2 separate regions of the Homo sapiens genome follow, and region 2 is linked to region 1. The links are chromatin contacts, found by Hi-C in ENCODE. All regions are on one chromosome and are shown on one strand. Each heading gives the region's core, a stretch centred on a gene start or an enhancer-like site at or near the end of the contact. The rest is flanking DNA. Distances are from core to core; before and after follow the strand shown. Region 1 has its middle 7.6 kb from the start of LBHD2. Region 2 holds the start of LINC00677 (long intergenic non-protein coding RNA 677).

Region 1 (6,082 bases), core at 3,249-5,748:
GGGCAGCAAGGAGCTCTGGGAGGGTTTGAGGCAGACAAGAACCCCAGTCATCTACATTCTGAGAAGGGGCTCCCCACATCTGTACACTGCTCCAGGCAAGAGCACAGACCAGAAGGACAGGGGCCTGGCCTAGTGTCACACACCAATGCCAGAGTAGGTCAGACACCTCACACCCTTATCACTGTGGCTGCAACCGCACCCTCTGAAGACCCAGACACCCTCACGTCAGAAAGTCAGCTGGCATGCTCCCCTTCCATCGCCCTATCCCCCAAAAGGCCACCCCGCCCCCTTGCCACTTGGGCAGAAATTGCTCTCCCAACTTGTTAGTGCAAGTGGTAACTATCACCTAAGGTGTTAGTTGTCATCCAAGGTGTTGGTAGGCAGGGGCCTCCCAGCTTCTAGGGCTTGCTCCCAATGGGGCATAGGGTACTCAGGAAATGCTCAAGTCCCTTGAGCCACCAAGCCATTGAGTCTGGGGCAGGGAGCATCTGTAAAGACAGGCCTGGAGCTCATAGCTGAGCTGCACAGTTGGCCTCAGGGCCCGTTTTTGCCTCGAGCCTCGGATACGCTGCTTCTCCCCCTCTCTCCTGCCACTGCCATGGGCCTTTCTCTACAGGAGACTGGCAGATCCAGAGGCAGGAGCTGTGCCTGGCCATGCCCAGCGTCTGCTGTGTGTCTATGGAGCCCCTGGCCCTCTCTGGGCCTCCCCATCCCTGCCAATGCAGTAAAGGCATGGGGTGGACTAAGTGAAGAAGCAGCGTCCCTCACATCCTCTGGCTGCACTGAGGCTATCGTTACCCTCTCCCAGCCCTGCTCCCCAGCCTCCACACCTTCCAAAGCTTGAACAGGCTGCTCACGGTGGCTCATGCCTGTAATCCCAGCACTTTGGGTAGCTGAAGTAGGAGGATCACTTAAGCCCAGGAGTTCAAGACCAGCCTAGGCAATATAGTGGACCACAAAAAATACGAAAAAAATTATCTGAGTGTGGTGGTGCATGCTGGTAATCCCAGCTACTGAGGAGGCTGAGTTGGGAGGATCACTTGAGCCCAGGAGGTTGAGGCTACCGTGAGCCGTGATTGCCCTACTACTGCATTTTCCAGCCTGGGCGATGAAGTGAGACCATCTCAAAAAAAAAAAAAAAAAAAAGAACGGAGGTGAGGGCGGCATCTGCATCTACTGGGGTGCTCCACTGGAAGCGGAAAGCCTGGCCCTGGGCCAGAAAGGCTTGCTCTCAGTACCCTCTTGTGGCCGTCTTGGAGTAAGACACCGCAGACTGCCTGGGCAACATCAAGGACTGCGCAGTGACAATACACCACTTCGGTGTTTTACCTGCATGTCTCTGCTACATATAATCCTTCCTTCCTTCCTCCCTTCTTCCTTCCTTCCTTCTTTCTCTCCCTCCCTCCCTCCCTCCTTCCTTCCTTCCTTTGGGTGTTTTATATGCATGTCTCTGCTACATATAATCGTTCCTTCCTTCCTCCCTTCCTCCCCTTCCTCTGCTTCCCTCCTTCCTTCCTCTCTGCTACTCCCTTCCTTCCTTTTTTTCTTTCTTCCCTTCTTTCTTTTTTTTTTTTTAACAGATGCAGCCTTGCTGTTTCCCAATCTGGCCTCGAACTCCTAGGCTGAAGAGATCCTCCCACCCCGGCCTCTGGAGTAGCTGGGACTGCACAGGCTCATGCCACCAGGCTGGGCCATGTGAGCACTGTGGCCCTATGCCACAGGATCGTGATGATCCTCTGACAGGGCAGGTCCAGGACCAACTCCTGTGCCCCTTGGCAGACTGGCAGGCAGGGGGTCCTAAATAAATGACCCTGGGGCCGGGCGCGGTGGCTCACGCCTGTAATCCCAGCACTTTGGGAGGCCGAGGCGGGTGGATCACGAAGTCAGGAGATCGAGACCATCCTGGCTAACACGGTGAAACCCCGTCTCCACTAAAAATACAAAAAATTCTCCGGGCGTGATGGCGGGCGCCTGTAGTCCCAGCTACTCCGGAGGCTGAGGCAGGAGAATGGCGTGAACCTGGGAGGCGGAGCTTGCAGCGAGCGGAGATCGCGCCACTGTACTCCAGCCTGGACGACAGAGGGAGACTCTGTCTCAAAAACAAAAAATAAATAATAAATAAATAATAAATAAATAAATAAATAACCCTGGTGGAGGTTGGAGGGGCCAGGCGGGTGGATGGAGAGTGAAAGAAGAAGGTGACTGGAAGAGGCCTCCAGCCTCTCCTGGGACTATCTCACCCTGCTAGGAAGCCCTGGTGCAAGGACTTCCAGCTGTCTTCTCCCACACTAAATCCCCAGCCCCTAAGTATTGGTTGACAGCAGTTTCCAGACGTTTCCCTCTGGATGTGTTACAAATCACCCAGTTTCAGAGGGGTTTTTTATGGCCAGGAGCAGTGTCTCACGACTGTAATTTGGAAGGCCAAGGCGGGCAGATCGCTTGAGCCCAGGAGCTCGAGACCAGCCTGGGCAACATAGTGAGATCCCCCCCATCTCTAAAAAATTATTATTTTTTTTAAAAAGTAGGCTGGGCACGGTGGCTCACACCTGTAATCCCAGCACTTTGGGATGCGGAGGCGGGTGGATCACGAGGTGAGGAGTTGAAGACCAGCCTGGCCAAGATGGTGAAACCCCGTCTCTACTAAAAATACAAAAATTGGCCGGGCGCGGTGGCTCACGCCTGTAATCCCAGCACTTTGGGAGGCCGAGACGGGCGGATCACGAGGTCAGGAGATTGAGACCATCCTGGCTAACACAGTGAAACCCCGTCTCTACTAAAAATACAAAAATTAGCCGGGCGTGGTGGTGGGCGCCTATAGTCCCAGCTACTCAGGAGGCTGAGGCAGGAGAATGGCGTGAACCGAGGAGGCAGAGCTTGATGTGAGCCAAGATCACGCCACTGCACTCCAGCCCAGGCGACAGATAGAGACTCCATCTAAAAAAAAAAAAAATTAGCCAAGCACGGTGGCTCTCGCCTGTAATCCCAGCATTTTGGGAGGACCATGCGGGCGGATCATCTGGAGGTCACGAGAGAGAGACCAGCCTGAGCAACACGGTGAAACCCCTCTCTACTGAAAATACAAAAATTCGCCGGGCACGGTGGTACACGCCTGTAGTCCCAGCTACTCGGGAGGCTGAGGCAGAAGAATTGCTTGGACCTGGGAGGTGGAGGTTGCAGTGAGCCGAGATCGAGCCACTGCACTCCAGCCTGGGCGATAGAGGCAGACTCCGTCTCAAAAAAGAAAAAAAAAAAGGAGCCAGGAGTGGCGGCGCCTGTAGTCCCAGCTACTTGGGAGGCTGAGGTGGGAGGATCACTTGAGCCCGGAGAGGTTGAGGTTGCATTGAGCCGTGATCGCATCACTGCACTCCAGCTTGGGTTACAGAGCAAGACCCTGTCGAAAAAAAAAATACGGTTTCAGTTTTTTATTTTTTGGTGGGTTTTTTTGTTTGTTTGTTTTGGGACGAAGTCTCGCTCAGTCGCCCAGGTTGGAGTGCAGAGTGGCGTGATCTCAGCTCACTGCAACCTCCGCCTCCCAGGTTCAAGCGATTCTCCTGCCTCAGCCTCCTGAGTAGCTGGGATTACAGGCACCCACCACCACGCCAGGCTAATTTTGTATTTTTAGCAGAGACGGGGTTTCACCATCTTGCTCAGGCTGGTCTCGATCTGCTGACCTCAGGTGATCCGCCCGCCTCGGCCTCCCAAAGTGCTGGGATTCCCGGCGTGAGTCCCGCGCCCGCCCGGGGTGTTTGGATGTCGTCCTAAGAGGCTCCACCCACAGGGGCAGCCCCGGGGCGCGGCTGCGGGGCGCGGCCTCGGCTCCGGCTGAGGGTCTGCCCTCCTAGTGGGAGTTGCGGAGAGGAGGCGCCGCGGAGCGGAGCGGGACCAGGCCCGGGGAAACGCGGCCGGAGGCGGGGCGTCGGCAGGAGGGGCGGTGCTAACGGCCCCGGGTTCCCGGTGCTCCAGCGCCCCCTCCCGGCTCGAGAGAGGAACGCCCGACCACGTCCCTCGGCGGCCGCGGGCGGAGGAGCCGGGCGACACTCCTGTCCCCCTCGCCGCCGCCTCCAGCCTCCCCCGGCACAGCCGGAGAGAATGAGGCTCCAGGCAAAGCCAAGCAGGATCCAGGGCCGGGGCCCGCGCGGAGCCGACACCCTGCTCATAGGAAAGCGAGGCTTGCTTCCCATTGCACGGAAGGGGAAGTCGAGGCCCGGGCGCTTGCTGGTCCGGCGCAGGGAGCTCGGCTCCGGCGCGGAGCGGGGAGGGGGATCGGGCTCAGCGGGGGCCCGATCTAGGCGACTAGGAGCGCCCATCCCGGGACTGCAGCCAGGCGGTCTGGGAGGGGGTGCTGTCCTTAATTTCTGGCTTGAAGGACAGGTGACCCGGGACAGGTGGAGACGGAAGTGAGAGGGGCAGCCAGGTGATGGGGACGGCGCATGCAAGAACCCAAAGGCCGGGAGCATGGGGCTACTGCCGACACCAGAGGCTAGTCCCACCCGGTGTTGACCTGGCAACCAGCCGGGGAGGAAGGGAGCTGTCTGAGGCCACACCCGACGCCCACCGGTGTCACCCGGAGCTGAGGTCATCCGGCCCGCCCTGGGCTGGCAGAGTTCAGCCTGCCCCACCCTCAGCCCGCCCACCGCAGGGGACCTTGCTTGTCGCCTGCCCTACTTGGCCCCACTTTAACCCTGGTGCTGTGCACACAGACAGGCCTGGCAGGGCTCAGGTCTCAGGCGGAGGGTCAGGGTTGTAACTTCCAGAGCCTCTGAGGACTCCTCACTGCTGAGGGCAGCAGCTGGCAGCCTCCAGCTGGGAAGCTCTGGGGATGGCCAGGTCCTGCCGTGTGGCCAGCACAGTCTCACCTCACTAAGGGGCAGCTCCTGTTCACAGAGGTGGGCAAGGTCCTGCTGCCAGGCACGTGCTAAATGAGCACTAATTGTCGTGGGCCACCTTTGTGTAACAAACATTAACTCTAAAGTGTGTGCCCCTTCTTAAAAAGTCCTCCTTAGTACGGTGGTGGGTAAGACGGAAATGGTATGTGTGTGTATAGTGCACAAGTGTGCTGGAGAGCTACGCCATAATCCTAGCTCAGCTCACACCGCATGTCCTGTGAGCAGGCACTCTCCAGGCAATTGGCCTGAAACCAGATGGCTTCACTGAATCATGGAAGCCCTATAAAGATGGCGTAGTATCCCATTTACAGGGAGGAAACCAGGGACCGAGAGGCTGAAGAGCCTGCCTGGGGTCACAGAGCTTGTGAGGGGAGAGCTCCGTCCTGGAGTGCACCATGACACTGTGCACTGGGCTGCGGGGCCCCGGAGGCAGGAAGGTGCCGGGGTGGGGAGACACCCCGTCACTGCAGCTACATTGACACTGGCCACACCCCAGCTGGGGCCTGGAGACCTCCAGTCCCAGGACAGCACTGGGGCGGTACAGGAACACATACTGAGACTGGGAGGGAAAGAGGCTTGCCCTGGAACCACAGCTGGAGAAGCCCAGAGCCAAGGGAGGAACCCCCAAGGCCAGCGGCCCACAGGGGAGCCCTGTTGCCCTCCCTCTCCTCCTGCACCAGGGGCGCTGAGCCCTGCGGACAGGCATGATGGGTGCTGGGCCCGCAAATCATGCAGAACCCGCCCACACCCCAGCAGCCACAGGTTGAACTGATTCTTGCTGAGCTCTAAAAGCCTCCAAGGGAATCCCCTGAGCCCTAGGGGCAAAGATGTGACTGTGGCCGCCAGGGAGATAGGGGTCCAGCCCTTCATGGCCCTGGCCCCACCTGCGGGGGTTTGGGGTAGGATTCAAGGCCCGGCTAGCCTCAGTCCCGCATCATGGCTGCAGGGTGGGGCCTGACATCCTGGGCCCTGCCCTGCCTCTGTGCCCCAGAGCAGTCAGGGAGAACGGATGCCTGAGGCTAGGCTGCTTGTGCGCACTCTGTCCTGGCCTGGGCACCCATTTCCCCGGCATCCCGTCTCCCCCAGCCCCGGCCTCCCAGCAGTCAGGTCACTCAGTCATGCAGGCCAACATTTCCTCCCAGCGAGCGGTCACCAGACTCAGTGCCAACACTGCGCCCGAGGGGTGTGCAGCCTGG
Region 2 (5,312 bases), core at 875-3,374, 48 kb before region 1:
GCAGCCATGGAGGCTCAGACTGGGCCCATCCGACTCTTCCCATGGCCCCGCTGCCTCCACCAGCCCCACTACCCTGTCCCCATCCTGGAGGGGCTTGGCCAGAGCCACCTGAGGGACAGGAAGCCTGGGCTCCTCCCACCCCCAGCCCCTGCCATGCTCACCCAGTGCCCTGGGCAGAGTCCCACACTCCTGGATGGCACTGGCCTCCCTAGTGCCATTTGGGTTGAGCATTCCACTCCAGGACCAAGAGGGGCATGCTCCAGGGAGCCCCAGGGGCAAGGCCATGGGGCACCTCTGCTCCCCACCCGGTGCCCCAACTTCGCTTCCCAGCCCCTCTCAGGTGCATGCCTAGCACCCGCGGGAGCTGGTCTGTCTGGCAGGGCCACTCAGCCCCACCCTGGGTGCCCAGGCCCCACCTCTGCCATTCTCCTGGGGTGGGGGAGGGTGGCCCTTACCAGCAATGCTCCCTGCCAGCCTCACCTCAGCCTTCCCTGTCCCACCCCACATGTACTAGGCTCTGTCCCACCTCCAGGCACAGCTCCCGCAGGACCCCCACAGCATCACCGCCTTCTCCCCTCTGTGACACGAAACCCAGAGCGCCTGAAGGTCCTGCTGCAGCCCCCTGGGCCTCGCCCCAGGTCTCCGCTCTCCGAGGCAGCTGGTGCCATGGAAAGAGAAACGCTTTCGGTGTGGGCTCAGCACACTTCTCACTAGTGTGTGGACTGCACACCTCCTTCCTTCACAAGCCGCCGTTTCCCCGTCTTTGAAAAGGGGATGAGGACCCCCACCCCACAGTGCTGCTGAGGGGATGTGGCCAAACCGCACAGCCAAGTGCTGGGCGCCTAGCTGGGCCTCAGTGGGGGTGAGTCTCCTGTGTCCTGAGTCTGTCCTGCAGGCAGCAGCGAGCCGGTGCAGCCAGAAAGGAAGAAGGGGAGGAGGGGCGTTCCTTTGAGCCTTGCCGCTGGTTGGGCCCACTGAGGCAGGAAGGGGCCTGCTGGGAGGCTCGTAGAGGGGTCACAGCCAGTGGCTCAACAGCGCCCCCCAGCCTCCTGCTGCCCGGCCTCTCCTCAGGTCCACTGACCTGGCTCGCCTTCCCCGTCAGGGCTGATGTCCACACACCTCCCGGGAGCTCGCTGGGCCCGGCTCCTTCAGTCCTGGGCAGGATGTGGAAGGCGCACCCATCCCCCGATGAGGACACCCGGGCACGGGCGAGGAAGTGACTCGGCCTGTGTCGCCCGGCCGGGGAGTCACGCCGGACCTGGGGCCTTTCTGCTGTAATGGAGGGGAGACCCCTGCGCCTGCCCCAGCCCCGCCCTCCCTGCCTCTGGCAGGCCCGGGCCCTCAGCCAGCCTTGGCCCCTCTGCGCCCGGACGCGCGGACGCTGGGCGCGCCAGGGCCTCAGTTTCCCTGGAAGCGTCCAGCCCCCTCCTGTCCCCGCCGCGGCGACAGGCTCTTTCCTCGGGGAATCCGGCCTGGCCTCGGGGTAGGGGCGGGCGAGAAGCCGCGCGGAGCGGCGGGGAATGGACGTGTGGAAGCGGAGGTCACTTACCGTGTCCCGGCCTGGCCGCCACTGTCCTGGCCCGGGTTCCGCAAGGCCTGAAATAGTCGCAGAGTCAGCCCCGCCCCGCCCGCCCCTCCTTCCCCGCCCCGCCGCAACCGCGGAAAACCCGCGGGCGGAGGCCAAGGCCCAGCGCGGCCCGGCTGTGTCCCTGCGTCCCAGGGGCTGGGCGCGCCCGGCCTGCCCAGCGGGGGATGCGGGGCGCTGTCACTTCCTCCCAGCAGCCGGGCAGGGGCGGGGGGCTGGCCGCGCGTCGCATGGTATGTGGAGTTCGGGGGACGGCACGGGGACGACGGGGTTGTCAGGCGCGGAGCCATTGTCCGACGACGGCTCCTGATAGGCCGCCTGGATGGGGCGCGCTTGGCCGCGTTCCCGCGTCACACACCGGCTCCAGCTGCGGGAGAGCCCGTCCCACCCCAACTCCCCAGCCGCCCCTCTGAAGTGTTCCGGTGTCACCGTGGCCACAAGGAGGCAGGGGACGGGGGCTTCCTGAAGGAGGCCCCCTAAGGGGAAGGGGGCTACAAGGCTGGCCAGAGTGCTGGCCGCGCGGCTGTGCACAGGGCCTTGAGCCCCTCCGGTCGTCAAGCCTTGCTTGAAATGCGTAAATGCGGAAAGGTGAAGTGGCTGACCCGGCTCACACCACTTTAAGTAGCGGAGTGGGGTTCCTAGCCAGGCCTATGGGACTCCCACTGGAGCCTTTCCCCCTCTGGGGCTGGGGCTGGACCCACAGGCTGCCGGAGCAGGCAGAAGGGGAGGGGCCCAAGGCCCAGACTCCAGGGCCTCGTCTGGATCATCAACCCGGCTTTGCCCATTCAGCGCAGGCCTCCGTTTCCAGGCCTGTCTCCCCATCCACACCGTCTCTCAGGGTTTGTTTTGGGAGATGTGGGGGTGGGGCATGTGGGGAGGATGGAAAGGGGCTGTGAAGGGAACCCACTGGAGATTCACTTCCTTCCTTATTTCACACTCTAGGCTAGGAATTCCTGCCCTCTGGAAAGGACCCAGACATTTAGGAATTTCCCGCTGGGCAGGGGCTTCCCTCCTGCCTCACTGGGGCCTCTGCTCCTCCCCTCTTTTGTTTGGCCTCTTTCCCCGCCCCCTGATCACTCCGCCACCCCTTCTGCAGCCTAGTAACAGGTCTTCCAGGACCAGGGGGGCCAGCGGAGTGGGGGCGGCTGTGGGTTCAGGTGCCCTGGGAACTGAGAACTTCCTCTTCCAGAGTGCTGGCCAAGCGCCAGGTTTGCACTCGGATTGCCATCCATCATCCTGTCTCTGGGGAACCTGTGGGGGAGCGGATGCGGGAGGCCGCCAGGATGCAGGATGGGGCGTTAAGGCTGCCAACCCCACCCCTTCTCTCCTAGGACTCCAGGGATGACATTTTTCAGATGAGTCCACAGAGCCGCGGTGTCCCGGGGCTGGGAGGGTCCTTCCACCGGCACCGCGCAGATGGAGTTCATCCACACAGGGGCGATGAGGATACGGGCTGAGGGGCCCTGGCCGGTGGCTGCCTTCACGGCTGGCTGCTGTGGCCTCATTGTGCAATCCCCACAAGCCTCTCCTGCCAGACTCTGTTCCCCCACCCCACCCCCTCACCCCCCCTCCCATTCCCAAGCAGATCGGGAAATTGCTCGGGAAGTCTGCATCTGCCAGGAGGGCGTTGTCAGGCCTTAGGCCCCACTGTCCCCTCGAAGGCAGCCCCTGGTCTCCACGGGCTTTGCAGGGCTGAGGCGGGGCTGCCACCCTTGTCCCCCACTGACGGCAGTGGCCCGCCCAGAGCACCGGCTGGGGATTGGGAAACGAGGCTGCTGCCTTGGACTTGTGTCTGCACCAGTCACTTCCCCTCTCTAAGCTCAGGCATGAGGGTCAATGGTAACATACGTGAAGTCCTCAAGACAAGGAAAGTCTTCTGAAAATGGGGCAGCATGGAGGCCCAAGGGATGACAGCCAATGGGGCCCATAGGGCAGGAGCAGTCCTTACCCTCTTCTCGCAGATGCAGAAAGCAGTTCCCAAGAGGCCAGGCACTTCCAGAGGAGCCAAAGGCCAGCCTACGGCTCCTCCCCAGCAGGAAGCCAGCATCACATGCTGGGTGGCGATGTTTGTGACCAGTGGCCAGCGGCTGTCCCATTCCCCAGCTCCCCAGGGCACAGGCCAGGGGCAGTGAGCAGGGGGCTCTGCCTGGTGGGGAGGGCAGCAGACAGGAGCAGACTGGCAATGACCTCTCCATTTAGCCTAGAAGGCGAGTGTGCCAGCACCTGGCCAGGAGCCACGGTCAGCTCCTCGCACGCAACCCAGGGCCTCAGAGGCTACGACACATGGGATGTTCCCTCCCTTCTGTCTGCCAGAGCAATGACAGCTGACTGTTTAAAAATTATTATGGTACAATATACATAATGCAATTTATAATCTTTTAAGTGCACAGTTCAGTGGCATTAAGTATATTCACAGGGTCGTGCAACCAACAGCACCCTCCACCTGCAGAAATCGTCACCTGGCAAAACGGAAACTCTACCCACTATGCACTAACTCCTCTTTCCCTCTCCTCCGGGCCCTGGCAACCGCCATTCTACCTTTCGTCTCTGTGGTCTTGACTATTCTATGTACTGCAAATAAATAGAGTCACACAGCGTTTATCCTTTTGTGTCTGCATCTGCCAGGAGGGCGTTGTCAGGTTTATTTCACTCAGCATAATGCCTTCAAGATTCATTCATGTGGTAGCAGGTATCAGAATTCCCTTCCTTTTTGAGGCTGAATCATATTCCATTGTATGGATGGGCTACACTGTGCATTCATTCATCTCTCTGTGCACACTGGGATTGCTGCTACCTCTTGGCTGCTGTGTACAGTGCTGCTATAAAACATGGGTGTGTATACCAGGTGTGGTGGCTCATGCCTGTAATCCCAGCACTTTGGGAGGCCCAGGCGGGTGGATCGCTTGAGCTCTGGAACTCAAGATCAACCTGGGCAACATAGTGAGACCCTGTCTCCACCAAAAATACAAACAATTAGCCAGGTGTGATGGGGTGCACCTGTAGCCCCAGCTACTTGGGAGGCTGAGGTGGGAGAACCACCTGAGCCTGGCAGGTTAAGGCTGCAGTGAGCCATGATTGCACCACTGCACTCCAGCCTGGGCAACAGAGTAAGACCCTGTCTCACAACAAAAACAAACAAACAAAAGAACACGGGTATGCAAATATCTGTTCACGTTCCTGCTTTCAATTCTTTTGGGTAGACTGCTGATGTTTGTTGATCTCCACCGGTGCCAGGCGTTGTTCTAAGTGTTTTGTATACATTAGCCGATTTCATCGGACAGCCTAATGAAGTGGGCACTAACTCTCTTCTTTTCACAGATGAGGAAACTGAGGCACAGAGCGGTCCAGTCATGTGCCAGCCAGTGGTGAAGCTAGGAGCCCCTTCACTAAGCACAGTGTTATCTTGCTTCTCCTCCAACGTTGCTCAGCGTCTGAAATTCAGCTTGATGTATTTAAGTCAGACACAAGAAAGGACTTCTAGACCAAGGAGTTTAGATGCAGAAATGGGAGGTACTATCCTTCACTCCTTTTTCACCTTGAAAAAAATTTTTCCCAATCTTTTTCATTACCTCATTTAGTCCATTAATTAAACCTCCACCTGCGCCCTGTAGGGCAGCAGAAAAGGCCGATTCAGCACGGACCAGAGAATAACACAGGGAGGCACATTACTGGCCCTCTCTCTGCATTCTTGAAGGCACCTAGAGGAAAGCTCTCTAGAAGAGGGGCA

The links. A loop is a pair of places that touch in the nucleus more often than their neighbours do. Pooled maps may share reads with other maps.
Region 2: a loop to region 1 is called in a map of PC-9, with 7 times the contacts of the local background. The contact joins the promoter of LINC00677 here to the enhancer-like site in region 1. A Hi-C loop is called at or near these places in 3 of 168 maps with a recorded cell type or tissue (PC-9, gastrocnemius medialis and heart right ventricle) and 10 of 50 pooled maps.

The regions. Positions count from the first base shown.
Region 1 is chr14:103,073,612-103,079,693 of GRCh38, reverse strand. No RefSeq gene overlaps it. Among named protein-coding and RNA genes, the nearest start is that of LBHD2, 7.6 kb to the left of the region's middle. RefSeq lists a silencer at 3,646-4,095 and an enhancer at 4,289-4,880. Within about 2 kb of position 4,498, at least 25 of the 41 ENCODE cell types and tissues checked have a DNase peak (open chromatin) inside an H3K27ac peak, as active enhancers do; they include PC-9, gastrocnemius medialis and heart right ventricle, where a contact is called at or near this core.
Region 2 is chr14:103,119,721-103,125,032 of GRCh38, reverse strand. LINC00677 (long intergenic non-protein coding RNA 677) reads left to right here and starts at 2,124. Exons shown (of 2, transcript NR_138038.1): 1 at 2,124-2,424; 2 at 4,002-4,184. It overlaps TNFAIP2 (TNF alpha induced protein 2), which reads right to left and starts at 1,572. Exons shown (of 12, transcript NM_006291.4): 1 at 1,082-1,572. RefSeq lists silencers at 1,281-1,330, 1,631-1,910 and enhancers at 1,575-2,108, 2,109-2,641.